2 separate regions of the Homo sapiens genome follow, and region 2 is linked to region 1. A link is a loop called in an ENCODE intact Hi-C map of the cell type or tissue named here. Cell type or tissue: heart left ventricle. All regions are shown on one strand. Links, peaks and the distances in the headings refer to the core of each region. The heading gives the core; the rest is flanking DNA.

Region 1 (7,910 bases), core at 2,911-7,910:
GCACTTTAGGAGACCAAGGCAGGCAGATCATGAGGTGAGGAGTTCGAGACCAGCCTGACCAACATGGTGAAACCCCGTCTCTACTAAAAATACAAAAATTAGCCGGGTGTGGTGGCGGGCGCCTATAATCCCAGCTACTCAGGAGGCTGAGGCAGGAGAATCCCTTGAACCCAGTAGGTGGAGGTTGCAGGGAGCCGAGATCGAGCCACTGCACTCCAGCCTGGGCGACAGAGCGAGACTCTGTCTCAAAAAAAGAAAAAAAAAAAAGAACTAAGCAAATACAAGCTGGGTGCAGTAGCTCACGCCTGTAATCCCAGCCAGCATTGTGGGAGGCCAAGGAGGGTGGATCACCTGAGGTCAGGTGTTCGAGACCAGCCTGGCCAACATGGAAAAACCCCGTCTCTACTAAAAACACAAAAATTAGCTGGGCGTGGTGGTGCCCGCCTGTAATCCCAGCTACTCGGGAGGCTGAGGCAGAATTGCTTGAACCCAGGAGATGGAGGTTGTAGTGAGCCAAGATCATGGGACTGCACTCCAGTCTGGGTGACAGAGCGAGATACTGTCTCAAAAAAAACAAAACAAAAACAAAACAAAAAAACAACAAAAAAAGCATGACTAAGCAAATACAGTCATGTCCCACATTACAGTGTTTTGGTCAATGACAGGCCACATATGTGACAGTGGTCCCATAAGATTTTTTTCACACAGGGTCTTGCTGTCACCGAGGCAGTGGTGCAATCATAGCTCATTGTAACCTTGAACTCCTAGGCTCAAACACTCTTCCTGCTTCAGCCTCCCAAATAGCTGGGAATACAGGCGTGCACCACCCCAGCTAATGTTTTTATTTTTGTGTAGAGACAGTGTCTTGGTATGTTGCCCAGGCTGGTCTCAAACTCCTGCCCTGAAGTGATCCTCTCACCTTGGCCTCTCAAAGTGCTGAGATATAGGCATGACCCACCATGCCCAGCCAGTCCCGTAAGATTATAATATCATAGTTTTACTATTCCTTTTCTGTTTAGATATATTTAGATATACAAATACCATTGTGTTACAATTGCCTATAATATTCAGTATAGTAACATGCTGTATAGGTTTGCAGCCTAGGAACAGCAGCTTATAGCATATAGCCTAGGTGTGTAGTAGGCTATACCATCTAGGTTTATGTAAATATACTCTATGATGTTTGTACAATGACAAAATTGCCTAAGGATACATTTCTCAGAACATATCCCCATCATTAAGCGACACATGACTATACTGAAAAACAGGAGTATAGACTACTGGATGCCCAATCACAGTAACAACAACTAAATACACCTTGTGCCTAAAACCACAGACATCTTCTGGGTTTCCAACTCTGGGTAGGTATGAGGGTGTGACCCGCAAAGGATCCTAGCTACAGGTGACACTGGGTTACCATCAGATTGACTCTCTCCTGTTAGAAATAAGCTGACACAACACAAACCTGCCACAAGCCTTCAAGATACATCTGTGTAACTCATAAGCTCTCTCTATATATACACACACACACGCACACACGTGGCTGATGTTTGTTCTAACAGTCCCTTAAAGTTTTCCTTTTATTTGACCTGGATATTCTACTTTGCCTCATGCAGAATAGAAGTAGCAAATGTTAGCTCTGGAAGGACCCTGAACTATCATATAATCCAACGTGGCCCCAATTTTCAGATGAGAAAATGGGAGATCCAGAGAGAAAAAGGGGCCTGGCAAGTCCCCTCGACATGTCAGCAGTACCAGAATGAATCTCACAGTTGACAGTAAAGACTTGGACAGACATATCCATTTTCTTCTCTCATCAGAACTCATCTAAGAATTACAGACAAATAATATACTGGAAACAATTAGAATAAAATGTTTATCATAGACTTACTTTTCCGCTTAACTACCCTATGAGCTCGAAATTTGATGAGGGTATCCAGAAACCATATGCATCGGGCCTGGCGGTCTCGGCTCTCCACATCTGATGGCAAAGACTTCAACGCTTCTATGACAAAGGTGCAATGGCTAAAACAAGGAAAAGAAAAGGAGGCCTGTGTCAGGGTAAGATGGGCTCTGTCAGGAACTACTTCCCTCTTACAACGAGAACAGCAGGCGCCTCTCACCCCGACGCACTCAACAGCTGATGAAACCCTGGGCAACAAGGCAAGACCCCATCTCTACAAAAACGTAGCCGGCATGGTGGCACATGTGTGTGGTCCCAGCTACTCGGAAGGCTGAGGCGGGAGGATCACTTGAGCCCAGGAGGTCGAGGCTCCAGTGAGCTGTCTGCGCCACTGTACTCCAGCCTAGGTGACAGAGCAAGACCCTGTCTCAGAAACAAAAAAAAACAAACGAACAAAAGCAGCTGATGAAGGGCCAGTACACTCAACACTCCTTATAATAGGAGAACATGGTTCAGTGCAGGGATGAATAAAGGGCTAGACAGTAAATATTTTAGGCTTTGGAGGCCATACAACCTCTGTTGCAACTACTTGACTCTGCCATCGTAGTGCGAAAGCAGGCACAGATATTACTTACGTAAATGAACAGGGCTGTGCTCCAATAAAACTTTATTTATACTTTACTTACTCACAGGCAGCAGGCCAGACTTGGCATGTGGGCTGTAGTTTGCTAACCTCTGACCTCTGTTTTTATAGTCAGGAGCATAGACTCTGTAGTCAGCCTGCCTGGGTTTCAATCCTTTCTCTGCCATTTAATGGTTTAGGCAAGTTTCTTTTTTTGTTTGTTTGTTTGTTTGTTTGAGACTGAGTCTCACTCTGTGGCCCAGGCTGGAGTGCAATGGCGCAATCTTGGCTCACCGCAACCTCCGCTTCCTGGGTTCAAGCGATTCTCCTGCCTCAGTCTCCTGAGTAGCTGGGATTACAGGCATGCACCACCACGCCCAGCTAACTTTGTATTTTTAGTAGAGATGAGGTTTCTCCATGTTGGTCACGCTGGTCTTGAACTCCCGACCTCAGGTGATCTGCCCGACTCAGTCTCCCAAAGTGCTGGGATTACAGGTGTGAGCCACCGTGCCCAGCGGGGCAAGTTTCTTGGTATCTGGTGCCCTGGTTTCTCCATCTATAAATTGGGGCCAATGATAGTACAGGTACTCTCCTCCTGAGCATTTTTTCTGGATTAAGAGATGATGCCAGTAAAGCTCTTAGAACAGTGCTTGGCAAAAATGTTAAGGCTCAGTCAATGCTAACTATTATTTTCAGGCACTGCTCTACTGCTAGCAAGACCCTGGACTCACAGAGATAAAAAGGCTCTTCAAGATCATCTCATAGATGCCTCATTTTACAGATAGAAAAACTGAGGCTTCAAGAAGGGAAGATAAGGGCAGAGTTCGGGGACTCAGTTTTCAGACTCCCCGCTCAGAGTTCGTTCCTGCACCTGCCCCTGAGTCACAATCACATTAAGACAACTATGAACTAGTAATGAGCTCTTTTTTGGAAATAAATCTTTGAAGCAAAAAAAAAAAAAAAAAAAGAAATAATAATAATAATTCCAAGGCACTGGATTTCAATGACCAGTAAAATTTTAAAACAAAAACTGGAGGAACAAACCTCAGATTGACAACTCTTTATCAAAATAAAATTATTAAAAGAAAAAACTCAAAAGCAAAAAAAACTCACTATCATAAAAGAAGCTGTTTTAATGGGAAAGGGGAGGGAGAAGGAAATAATCTCTGAATTATTTAAAATATACAATATTTTAAATACATAAATTTAATGTTAGAAAAGTTTGCCTACCATATCATCACAGAGAAACCATCACTTTGGCCAGCACCCATTCCCAGGCCAGCATTTGGGCCCTGCCAGTGACAATCAGCACCAGCATGACACTGGGTGACACAGGCCAGCTCTAGTTCCCAGCCCCAGAGTAGAAGGCCTCACCACCCTCTGCCCTGTCGCAGGTCCCACGGACTCAGAGACCAGCCCTCTCCCTCGAATGTGACCCACAGCTCCTGAAAGCCCAAACATTCAAGAAAACACTGGCTCATTCATGTCCAATGCTCCAGACACACTTCCTCACTGACTGACGCCCAGAGGACCTGCACAGTGTCTGACTACTGTTGGGTCCCAACAGCACTCCCCAGAATCCCCATCTGCTTAAGTCAGGGTACCTGTTCTCCTCAATCATCTTCAGTATTTCTTCTGACGTGACGTTCCTGAAAGCTTCAGATGGGCTCTGAAGAGCTTCATACTCCGCAGGGGAAAGAACTAGTTACAGGTCAAGAATATAATCCAACCAAAATAGAAACATCCAACTAGCTAGGTCATCTCATAGCAGTGGCATTTCACAGACAGGGAAACAGGCTCAGAGAGCCAAAGATCACACAGGGCAGATCACATAGGGGCAGAGCTTGGTGACTCAGTTCTCCGACTCCCAGCCCAGAGCCCATTCCCTGCCCAGGCTTTTCTGCTTTTTCTCATCACAAAGCCACTGCAGGCATTTTCCTTCTGACCGGACCCCTTGGGTGGTGAAATTCTAAGCTCCAACCCTTCCTTCAACAAAAGTGGTCTGCCCTAGACTTTGGGCATTTGGCTGGTTCAACTCTTATTTTGACTCTCCATGGAGAGTGAGCCCCACAGGTCTAAGCTGTGGGCATTTGGCATTTTGCTGAGGAATGGATTTGAATCCCAGGGGCCGGTCCCTCAGCTAGTGAGGAAGCCAAGTTAACCTCCTGGCAAGAGCACTGAGCAACTGCAAAGGTTTGGATGGAGCTCTTGTGAATGTCACAGAACACAGACACCCTCAGAGAACCTGACTGCACACACGTGCAAACATCTCAACTTGTGAAATAAGGCAGCTTTTCTACTGCAAGAAGGATACGATCTTCAAATTTATACACGTCTTCAGGCTTGGCTGCATCATCATAGCAGGGAGGAAGGTAGAGGGAGTCATCTTGCAAGTCATTGTGGATAGCATCGCTGACCAGAGCTTTTCAATAAAGAAACAATCCATGTATCACCCTGTTTGTTTCCAGTTCCCCAACATTCTTTTCAGTCTGTGCACTTCAGACCACCAATGGTCCAGAAACCCCAAGTCTAAATGCTTCTGCCAAAGTGACCTCGCCTCCCCATCAGGCTGACTGCTTCAGGACTGCCATGTTCACTCATGAACAAACACAAGCTAGGCACTGGAGAAGGTGGAGGTGACAAGATTCCCCTCAGGTAACTTACAATAGAGTTGGGATTGACAGCTGTGCTAATACATAAACATTTACAATATAAAATGAGAGAAACTAAAAGTGAGGGACGTCCAAAATAGCCTTTAATGGCTTAACTTCTAGAAAAACTTGCCACACATTGTAGGTGGAACAAAACTTTCAGAATATAACACTGTAACTGCCCCACAAGAATAACTCCGCAGCCAGGTGTGGTGGCTCACACCTGTAACCTCAACATTTTGGAAGGCCAAGGCGGGAGGATGGCTTGAGCCCAGAAGTTTGAGACCAGCCCAGGCAACATGGCAAGACCCTGTCTCTCCAAAAAACTAAAAAAATTAGCTGAGCATGGTGGCACACATCTGTGATCCCAGCCACTTGGGAGGCTGAAGTAGGAGGATCACTTGAGCCCAGGAGGTTATGGCTGCAGTGAGCCATGTCTGCACCACTGCACTCTAGTCTGGGTGATAGAGCAAGACCCCATCTCCAATCAATCAATAAATAAATTTGTGAAAGTGTTGAAATCTATATAATCATAGGGTATGGAAAGATTTTCCAAAAATTACTAGAATTTCATTCTTAATAGAAAAACTGCTCTGCCCAGGGCACAGTGGTGTGCGCCTATAATCCTAGCTACCTGGGAGGCTGAGGCGGGAGGACTGCTTGAAGCCAAGGGTTCAAGATCAGCCTGGGCAACATAGCAAGACCTCATCTCCAAAATCGGTAAAAAGAAAAGCTACTCTTACACAAACTTGCTCTTATGTTCTTATAATGTATTTGAACAATAAATACATTTTAAAATAATACAATTAAATACTCCAGCTGCTGAATACCGGAAACAGAGCCACTGATCCCAAAGTGAAATGCCACCTCTGGAGGCTCATTTCCATCAACACATCAGCCTTTTTGACCAAAGCTTCCCTGCAACGCACAAGGAGAGACCTGAGGCCTTCTCCCTCCTCTGTGCCCTGCAGGCCATAACCCCAGCACCATAAGCACGGCAGGCATGTATCCATTCCATGCCTGTCCCTGTACTTGACTGTGGATCACTAGAAGACAAAGCCATGTCGGATGTTTCTTACTACTTCCAGAACCTGTCCGTGAGAAGGCCTTCAGCAAGAGGCTGAAAGGAATCCAGCCCTAGCTCCCAGCATTCCATGTGTGGGTGGGTAAAAGATCTCAAGAGAAGAGAAAGCTGTCATTATGGGCAGACTCTTAGCCCAAGTTCCAACTTCTTACCAGTCACACCCTTCGTATCAATGATAGTCTCTGCAGCTTTAGCCACTGCACGATTCAAAGATTCATTGCCAACTCTGTTCATTCTCCTGGTGTTCAGAGCTCGCTTCTGTTTGGTGGTACCAAAGGCTTCAATACAAGAATCCATCTGTTTATGAGATAAACCTGGTTACTGGGGACAGGACAGGTAGGTGCTGCCCCTCCTAGCTGTGTCACTATGGGGATACTCTCAGCATCCCAGAGTGATCACTACCTCACCTGTGAATAAGGCTGAATCGCACCTATTTACCTCACAGGACTGCTGTAAGCACCAAATGATATTAACAGATTGATCAATCAACAGCATCTCCATCAGTAAGATATAAAGACTTGACTAGGATTAGGGCTGGCAAATCTGTAGCACATGGCTTACCATTCTCCCATCCTATGCCCGTAACAGACAGGAATAGTAGAATGGTAATTCTCCCATCTTACACCCGTAACAGACAGGGCTAATAGATCACTGACTCCTTCCCCCTGAAGCAAAAAGTAGCCTCACAACCCTTCTCAATACAGTGCTCCACACAGCACCAAAGATTCAATCAGTTTGTCATCTTGGGGTGAGATGACCTTTGTAGGGACCTTCTACATTGAAAATCCCCAAGTTTACTTTGTTTTAACGTGAATGTTTTCAGGCTACAACCAATATATTCTAAAACTTGGACTAAATCCTAAAAACAAGCATTATGCTACACTTGTATCAGCCCAGAGAACCGACTCCAAACATTGGCACAGAGCTGTGTTCAGCTGCCCCAGATGGGAGCCAGACTGTTCTCTGTGGGACCAAGGAGGCTTCTGCAGGTACAAACTAATTGTCCAGAGAAACAGACTGAATGAGCGGGGAGCAGCCAGGGAGACCCTTGAGTTCAACAAGCTCATTTCACTGATGGAGAAACCCGAGGTGTAGAAGGAACTTGCTTAAGGTCCCACATCTTAATTCTATCACACTCACCTTTTCTCTGTAAGTTTTGGTCTGACTCTCTAGCGCCAGTTCACTCTCAACTGATACATCTATCAAAACACACAAAAACAGAGAGAAAGAAAAGTCAATTGGGAGGCCTACAAATAGTAATAGTGTTTAATATTCATTTGTCTATCTAAGAATAATAGATTTCTTTACTATAGGACTTCCCTGAGCCTAACATGAGTGTATACTGTGAATATTTAATATGCAGCTTTAGTATACAGTTAAAGAACTTGGAAAATAAATTAGCCAAATCAAGCGGTCATCCAGCCCAACCTCTTCATTTTAGAAATTAAAAAACAGAAGGCCCACAGATGAAATTACTTGCCCCAGGTCAGTTCACCAGGTAGTGGCAGAGACAGGATTAGAAAACAAGTCCTTGGCTCTTTCCAGAAAATAATTTTGCTTTCTTGGTGAAAGACCTAAAAGCAGGCATAAACATGAGGTATGTGGTACTTACCGATGCTCTCCAATCATCTACAAAGTACTCAAATAAGG
Region 2 (8,129 bases), core at 2,106-7,105, 70 kb before region 1:
ATTTTTGTTTAGGTCTGCCTTATTTTATGCTCTCAATCTGTTTGTCCTGACAGTTCTCCATTTCATTACAGCTGTCTTCCCTTCTTTGGAGCTATTTTTCATCATTCACCTTTTTTTTCTACTAATGTGGATGTTATACACTTTTTCTTAATGGTTATGCTTGAAATTTCAATTTGACCAAAGTTGATAGATTTCCGTTATAAGTGGTGAATATCCTTGCTCTTTTGGACAGACAGTACAGCGACCTTAGACCACATGAACTCCGACCTTAGACCACATGAACTCTGACCTTAGACCACATGAACTCCGACCTTAGACCACGTGAACTCCGACCTTAGACCACATGAACTCCGTTTATCCTTTTTCCACCTTAGGGTAGAGGAGATGTAAATACAATGTATCAACTTTGATTGGAGTCTTACTAGCCTACAGAGAGAAAAAGGAAGAGAGTAAATAATTTACCTGAGAAAACAAAGTAAATTGGTTTCTTGAAAACAAAGTAAATTGGGTGGGTGGGGATGTGTGCCAGTGGCTCACACCTGTAATCCCAGCACTTTAGGAGGCTGAGGTGGGCGGTTTGCCTGAGGTCAGGAGTTCGAGACCAGCCTGGCCAGCACGGTGAAACCCCATCTCTACTAAAAATACAAAAATTAGTCAGGCGTGGTGGCAGGCGGCTGTAATCCCAGCTACCCGAGAAGCTGAGGCAGGAGAATCACTTGAATCCAGGAGGTGGCAGTTGCAGTGAGCCAAGATCGCGCCATTGTACTCCAGTTTGGGCAACAGAGCAAGACTCCATCTCAAAAATAATAATAATAATAATTTACTTGAGAAAACTGTCAGGATTTGTTTGCTTGTAGGTGATCAGCTTAAAGTATCTGAACTTGAAAAAGAACATCAGTTGGCTTTAAAAAGAAAATGTTACTGTGTCCCTGGCCCTTTGATCTCTTGCAGTCTCTCACCTTAATTGTCTGAGTTTGGCTTCATTCCTCATATGGACTCTTTTGAGTTGCCCCATTCCTTGCAAGAGGATGGGGGATTCTTACTGTCTTCTTTGGGTCAAGTATCCATCCTGTGAGGTAGAGGACTGCAACACTCTCAGTGGCAGCCCCAGCAGGACTAAATAGAGTAGAAGCGGGGTTCCCCTGAGGACGCAGAAGAGGGAAGGTGCTGGGCAGACATAGCTAAGGTCAGGTGCAGTGGCTCATGCCTGGAATCCCAGCACTTTGGGAGGCCGAGGCGGACAGATCACCTGAGGTCAGGAGTTCAAGACCAGCCTGGCCAACATGGTGAAACCCCATCTCTACTAAAAATGCAAAAATTAGCCAGGCATGGTGCCTCCTAGTTCCTTTCTTGGAGTACTGGGGTTCCTAACTTGTGAAGTGATGATATAGGAACTTCTAGCCCCACCATCACATATATATAAACTCACAGATCATGAAATAAGAATGAATTTGATCCTGCAATTGTTATGCACTAAAATATTACCACACAATAAATGTTTACTCATAGGAATTGAGGATAAGCATACTACGTTTTGGTTGTTATAAGTGCTCATTAAGACGATATGTAAGGCTGGGCATGGTGGCTCACGCCTATAATCCCAGCACTTTGGGAGGCTGAGGCAGGAGGATCGCTTGAGCCCAGGACTTTGAGACTAGCCTGGGCAACATAGTGAGACCTCATCTCTAAAAAAAAAAAAAAAAATTTAGCTGGGTGTGGTAGCGTGTGCCCATAGTCCCAGCTACTCAGGAGGCTGAGGCTGGAAGATCACTTGAGCCCAGGAGATTGAGGCTGTAGTGAGCCAAGATCACATCACTGCACTCCAATCTGGGTGACAAAGCAAGACCTTGTCTCAAAAAAAAAAAAGAAAAAAAGAAAAAAAAAAGACATGTAAAAAGCACCTGGCATTTAGTAAGCCCTCAAAACACCCTTGCCTGCCCCTTCAAGGACATGCAATAAATTTATGTGAGAATCAGTACTAAAACCTGGATCTGGGGACCCCCCTGCAACTCCCCTTCTGTCTCCTAAGTAAACCAAAATGAACAGGCAGTGCATTGAAAGGAGAGAGGGTCCTTATGGCTCCAAGCCCACTCAGAAAGCACCATCAGAACACAGCTTTCTGGTTTATGTCATCAAATTTCAAAGCTGAAAATAAGAAACAGATGGTTATTTCTCACGCTGAAGAGAGCTACGGTTTGAAGAAATGATGAAAAGCCCAGCTGAAGTTTTTCTCATCTTCAAATTTAAGTTTTGTCTCATTTCCGATGGTGTGTGTAGGTGTGTGTACAGGGCTCTTTGGGGTTATAATATTTTACTATTACTTTAGAACAGTTTACTCCACAAAGCTAGGGACATTTACTTTGATTTGAAGAAAGATTTTAAATCATTAATCCATTACAGTTGCTCAGTTAATACAGTTTGTAGTTATTTACGCTGTGCCTGTGAGGCTTGTGTGCCTCATAATGTTGGAAGAGAAATTTTTTCTTTTCCTGTCAATACTAAATAGGGTTCTGAGCAGCCCTTGATTTTTTTTTCCACTTTTTTTTTTTTTTTTTCCGAGACAGAGTCTCACTTTGTTGTCCAAGCTGCAGTGCAGTGGTGTGATCTCAGCTCACTGCAACCTCCACCTCCCAGGTTCAAGCGATTCTCTGCCTCAGCCTCCCAAGTAGCTGGGATTACAGGTGCCCACCACTATGCCTGGCTAATCTTACTTTTTTATTAGAAACTAAATTCCAACACTTTGATACTAGTATGGCCCTCTGTAGGTAGAAAGTGTGTTTCCCTTGTTATACAAATGTGAAACAAGAGTTAAGTCACCTGCCGTCATGATTAGTCTGCAAGGGAGAGGCAGAGCCCAAACTAGAGTGTGAATGAAGCCTGTTGGGTCCCTTTTGTCAGAGTCATTTCAGCACGCATAGGGCCTTTTGTGCTGGGACTCATGGCAGCTCCCCATGGTCCCCCAAATTAACTAGAAACTGTTTACCTTTGGCTAAGGGTGTTCCATGTGAACTAATACAGGTGGCCTTTCTCACTGATCCCTTCAGACTCCTGGAGCTGCAGCCAGACTGAACCTCCCAACATGTCCTAAGCCCAGCTGAAGGTTTTCTACCTCAGGAGCTTTTGCTGATGCTGTTTCCTCTGCTATAGCCCCCTTTCTTCCTCCTCTGAATGTCCCAGTCCTATGCAAATTTCAGAGTCCAGTTCAGATACCAGCTCCTCCATGAAGCTTGGCTTAGTGGTTAAAAACAAGAGTCTCTGGGGACGGGCTGGGCTTCAGTGGTTCTGCACCTCTCTAACGAGTGATTGGGGCAAGCCATTTGTCACATAAGTTTAGTTTCTTGAACTGAAAAATGAAGACAGTATTAATTTCAGTCATTGCTTCTCAAATTTAGGGTGCACATCAGTTCCCTGGTGATGTTGTTAAAATGCCAAATCTGATCCAGGAGGTACACGGTGGTGCCCAATGTCTGCCACTTCTAACAAGCTCCTAGGTCCTGGGAGCACATTTTGAGTTGTAAGGCTTGAAGAGATCTTCAGGGAATAGGATGAAATAATGCATGAAAAGCACTTAATATTGTGCCCCTCAAATAGCAGTACTGAGTAAAAGCTACCTGCTGCTGTTTTTGTTGTCTTCCATTATTATTGGTTTGTTTCCCTAGCTGGAGGTCACATTTTTGTTCTTTAAACAAGGGCTTTCCCTTTTTTATGGCACTGTGTTAGTCTGTGCTCACGCTGCCATGAAGAAATATCTGAGACTAATTTATAAAGAAAAGAGGTTTAATTGACTCACAGTTCCACATGGCTGGGGAGGCCTCAGGAAACTTACAATCATGGTGAAAGGCACCTCTTCACAGGGTGGCAGGAGAGAGATGAGTGCAAGCAGGGGAAATTCCAGAGACTTATAAAAGCATCAGATCTCATGGGACTCACTATCACGAGAACAGCATGGGGGAAACCGTGCCCCATGATCCAATTACCTCTACATGGTCCCTCCCCTGACAAATGGGGATTGTGGGAATTATAATTCAAGATGATATTTTGGGCGGGGACACAGCCAAACCATATCATTCTGCCCCTGGGCCCTCCCAAATTTCATGTCTTCATATTTCAAAACACTGTCATTCCTTTCCAACAGTACCCCAAAGTCTTAACTCATTCCAGCATTAACCCAAAAGTCCAGGTCCAAAGTCTCATCTGAGACAAGGCAAGTCCCTTCTGCCTATGAGCCTGTAAAATCAAAGGCAAGCTAGTTACTTCCTAAATACAGTGGGGGTACAGACATTGGGTAAATATACCCACTCCAAATGGGAGAGATTGGCCAAAGGGGCTACAGGCCCTATGCAAGTCCAAAATCCAATAGGTTAGTTATTAAACCTTAAAGTTCCAAAATGATCTCCTTTGACTGCATGTCTCATATCCAGGTTATGCTGATGCAAAAGGTGGGCTCCCAGCCTTGGGCAGCTCCACCCCTGTGGCTTTGCAGGATACAACCCACCTCCTGGCTGCTTTCACAGGCTGGTGTTGAGTGTCTGCAGCTTTTCCAGGCACATGATGCAAGCTCTCAGTGGATCTGCCATTGTGGGGTCTGGAGGATGGTGACCTTCTTCTCACAGCTCCACTGGGCAGTGCCCCCGTGGAGACTCTGTGTGGGGGCCCCGACCCCACATTTCCCTTCTATACTGCCCAAGCAGGTGTTCTCCATGAGGGCTCCACCCCTGCAGCAAACTTCTTCCTGGACATCCAGCTGTTTCCATACATGCTCTAAAATCTAAGTAGAGGTTTCTATACCTCAGTTCTTGACTTCTGTGCACCCACAGGCTCAACACTATGTGGAAGCCACCAGTGAGTAGGGCTTGCACCCTCTGAAGCAATGGCCCAAGCTGTACCTTGGCCCCTTTTAGCCACTGCTGCAGCTGAAGCAGCTGGGATGCAGGGTACCATGTCCCAAGGCTGCACAGAGCAGAGGGTCCCTGTGCCTGGCCCAGGCCCATGGAACCATTTTTCCCTCCTAGGCCTTGGGCCTGTGATGGGAGGGGCTGCCTTGAAGTTCTCTGACATGCCCTGCAGACATTTTCCACATTATCTTGGTGATTAACATTCCTCATTACTTGTGCAAATTTCTGCATTGGGCTTGAATTTCTCCCCAGAAAATGGGGTTTTCTTTTCTATCACATCCAATAGGCCAGTCATTAAACCTTAAAATTCCGAAATGATCTCCTGCAAATTTTCCAAACTTTTATGCTCTGCTTCCTCTTGAATGCTTTGTCGTTTAGAAGTTTCTTCTGCCAGATACCCTGAATCATTTCTCTCAAGTTCAAAGTTCCACAGATCTCTAGGGGAGGGACAAAATGCTGTGAGTCTCTTTGCATAGCAAGAGTTACCTTTACTCCGGTTCCTAAGAAGTGGCTTATCTCCATCTGAGACCACCTCAGCCTGGACTTCATGGTCCATATCACTATCAGCATTTTGATCAAAGCCATTCAACAAGTCCCTAAGAAGCTCCAAACTTTCCCACATCTTCTTGTCTTCTGAGCCCTCTAAGTCTCTAGGAAGTTCCAGACTTTCCCACATTTTTCTGTCTTCTTCCGAGCCCTCCAAACCATTCCAGCCTCTGCCTGTTACCCAGTTCCAAAGTCGCTTCCACATTTCAGGTATCTTTACAGCAGCACCCCACTCTCTGTAGTACCAATTTACTGTATTAGTCTGTTCTCATGCTGCTGTTAAGAAATACCCACAACTAGGTAATTTATAAACAAAAGAGGTTTAATTGACTCACAGTTCTGCATGGCTGGGGAGGCCTCAGAAAACTTACAATCATGGCAGAAGGCACCTCTTCACGGGGTGGCAGGAGAGAGAATGAGTGCAAGCAGGGGAAATGCCAGATGGCTTATAAAACCATCAGATCTTGTGAGACTCACTCACTATCATGAGAACAGCATGGGGAACTGCCTTCATGATCTGATTATCTCTACTTGGTCACACCCCTGACACATGGGGATTATGGGGAGTATAATTCTAGATGAGATTTTGGGTGGGGACACAGCCAAACCATATCAGGCACTAAGCATTTTTCCCCTTGAATTGTGGGATTTCTTTGGTTTTCTTTTTGTCTTTTGGGTGTTTTTTGGTAGACATATCTTTGTTCTGCCAGACTTGAGAGCAGGGTCTTTATCTGATTCCCACTGACTCACAAGGTGCTAACCACTTGGTCTTATACACAGCAAGTGTTGAATACATACTTGGGTTCTTATTTACTTCTTTTTTTATTCCACAGGGATCTGTGTGGCAGCAGGGAATCTATTGCTAATGATTTGAGTAGTCTCAGCTATGCTAATATACCAGATAATGATGAGGGTGATTATTTATTCAGTAAATGATTGTTGAGCACCTGCTATGCGCCAGGCATAGTTCTGGGCATAGTGCAAAGCAGTGATGCAAAGTTTCTGCCCTTCAGGAGCTTACATTTTACTCAGGGGAGACAGACAATAAATGAAGGAAAACATTTAATTCCACAGGGAATTTCCTCCTAGAGGTGCCCAGGCTCTGTCACCTGGCGCTCTGGGTCCACAGGTGTGTTTCCCTTTTCCCGTGGTTCATCCCTGTGGAATAACTCAGCACTTCCTGTGTCCCCTCTGCCCCCTCACAGATCCACTCACACAAAAGAATTTGTGAGCGACCAAGACATTAGAGAGCTTACAGGGAGCCAAAGCAAGGGCTTCACTTTATACTCAACTGTTAATACCAAAGCGTTCCCCTGTTGCCACTTCCTCCCACCACACAGCTCCCAAGTGCAGATCCCTGAGGGATGTTTTTATTCCTGACCCCAGCCTGCCTGCCCATCTTGGTGCTTGGTGAACGGGCACATGGAGCCCACCCTTCCCAGAAGCAGTGGGAGTACAGACAGCAAATGAACAAAGCAGCAGCCTTCCTTCCAGTGCCTCACAGGTGCAGAGCTCTGGACAGTGCTGTGAGGGAGGTTGTTCCCACTTTCCCCTTTACAGATGTGTTTCCATGTCATGCCGTTGAGATGTTAGACTGGCCAAGGGCTTGTTCATCAGATTGCTTCTCTCTCTTAACTCCTTCACCAGTGATCTCAGTCCATGCCATGGCTTTAAATGTCATTCAGGTCTCTATTCAAATGTCACTTCCTCAGAGACCTTCCTTGACAACCCTGTCTGAAATAGCACATGCATGCACATATACCCCTTAACCTGCTTTATTTCTCTTCATAGCATTTATGTTAATATCTTTTTCGTTTATTGTCTGTCTCTGAAGGTAGGGACTTTGCCTCATTTACTGCTTTTCAGTTCTTGGAACAATGCTTGGCACATAGGCAATCAACGAATGTTTGTTGAATAAATGATTTTTTTCTCTGGAAATTGTCAAAATCTGCATGAGGTGTATCAGGCCAGCCATTGTCAGCCTCAGTTTAGAGGCAAGGAAATAGGTTCAGAAAGGTTCAAGGACGTGCTGAAGTCACAGGGCGAGGCAGCAGCAGAGAGCCTGCTTGTTGAGAGCCAAGTCTTATGGGACTTGCCTCCTTCTCTCCCACTGAGGCTGGGGACACCAGGTGGCCCAGAGGCATGTGGATACCTCCAGTGGGAGGTTAGGAGAGTGCTACACAGAAACTCTGAGTTCTAACACTCTTGGGACCATAAAAAATGGAACAAGTCTGGGCATGGTAACTCACGCCTGTAATCACAGTATTTTGAGAGGCTAAGGTGGGAGGATCACTTGTGGCCAGGAGTTCGAGGCTGCAGTGAGCTATGATCCTGCCACTGTACTCCAGCCTGGGCAACACAGAGAGACCTCACTTCTTTAAAAAAAAAAAAAAAAAAAAAGTTGATTTTGTTTTGTTTTGTTTTGTTTTTTTGAGACGGAGTCTTGCTCTTTCGCCCAGGCTAGAGTGCAGTGGCACGATCTCGGCTCACTGCAAGCCCCGCCTCCTGGGTTCACACCATTCTTCTGTCTCAGCCTCCTGAGTAGCTGGGACTACAGGTGCCCACCACCATGCCCGGCTAATTTTTTGTATTTTTAGTAGAGACGGGGTTTCACCGTGTTAGCCTGGATGGTCTCAATCTCCTGACCTCATGATCTGCCTGCCTCGGCCTCCCAAAGTGCTGGGATTA

What was found. A loop is a pair of places that touch in the nucleus more often than their neighbours do. Peaks named below come from ENCODE experiments on the same cell type or tissue, not always from the same donor. Only the 100,000 strongest peaks of a DNase experiment are listed, where the experiment ranks them.
Region 2: it touches region 1 in a loop (2.4-fold over the local background); 35 of 110 quality-filtered maps call a loop at or near these places.

What each region holds. Positions count from the first base shown.
Region 1 is chr9:37,492,206-37,500,115 of GRCh38, reverse strand. It overlaps POLR1E (RNA polymerase I subunit E), which reads right to left. Exons shown (of 12, transcript NM_022490.4): 5 at 7,401-7,459; 6 at 6,413-6,557; 7 at 4,840-4,947; 8 at 4,130-4,226; 9 at 1,892-2,025. Among named protein-coding and RNA genes, the nearest start is that of POLR1E, 10 kb to the right of the region's middle. In heart left ventricle, for the core only: no CTCF peak of the experiment used is centred there; no DNase peak of the experiment used is centred there; H3K27ac peaks cover 291 bases.
Region 2 is chr9:37,560,886-37,569,014 of GRCh38, reverse strand. All of the region lies in intron 1 of FBXO10 (F-box protein 10), which reads left to right. Among named protein-coding and RNA genes, the nearest start is that of FBXO10, 11 kb to the left of the region's middle. RefSeq lists silencers at 317-517, 2,073-2,122 and enhancers at 935-1,064, 2,857-3,046, 3,477-3,626, 7,190-7,239. In heart left ventricle, for the core only: no CTCF peak of the experiment used is centred there; no DNase peak of the experiment used is centred there.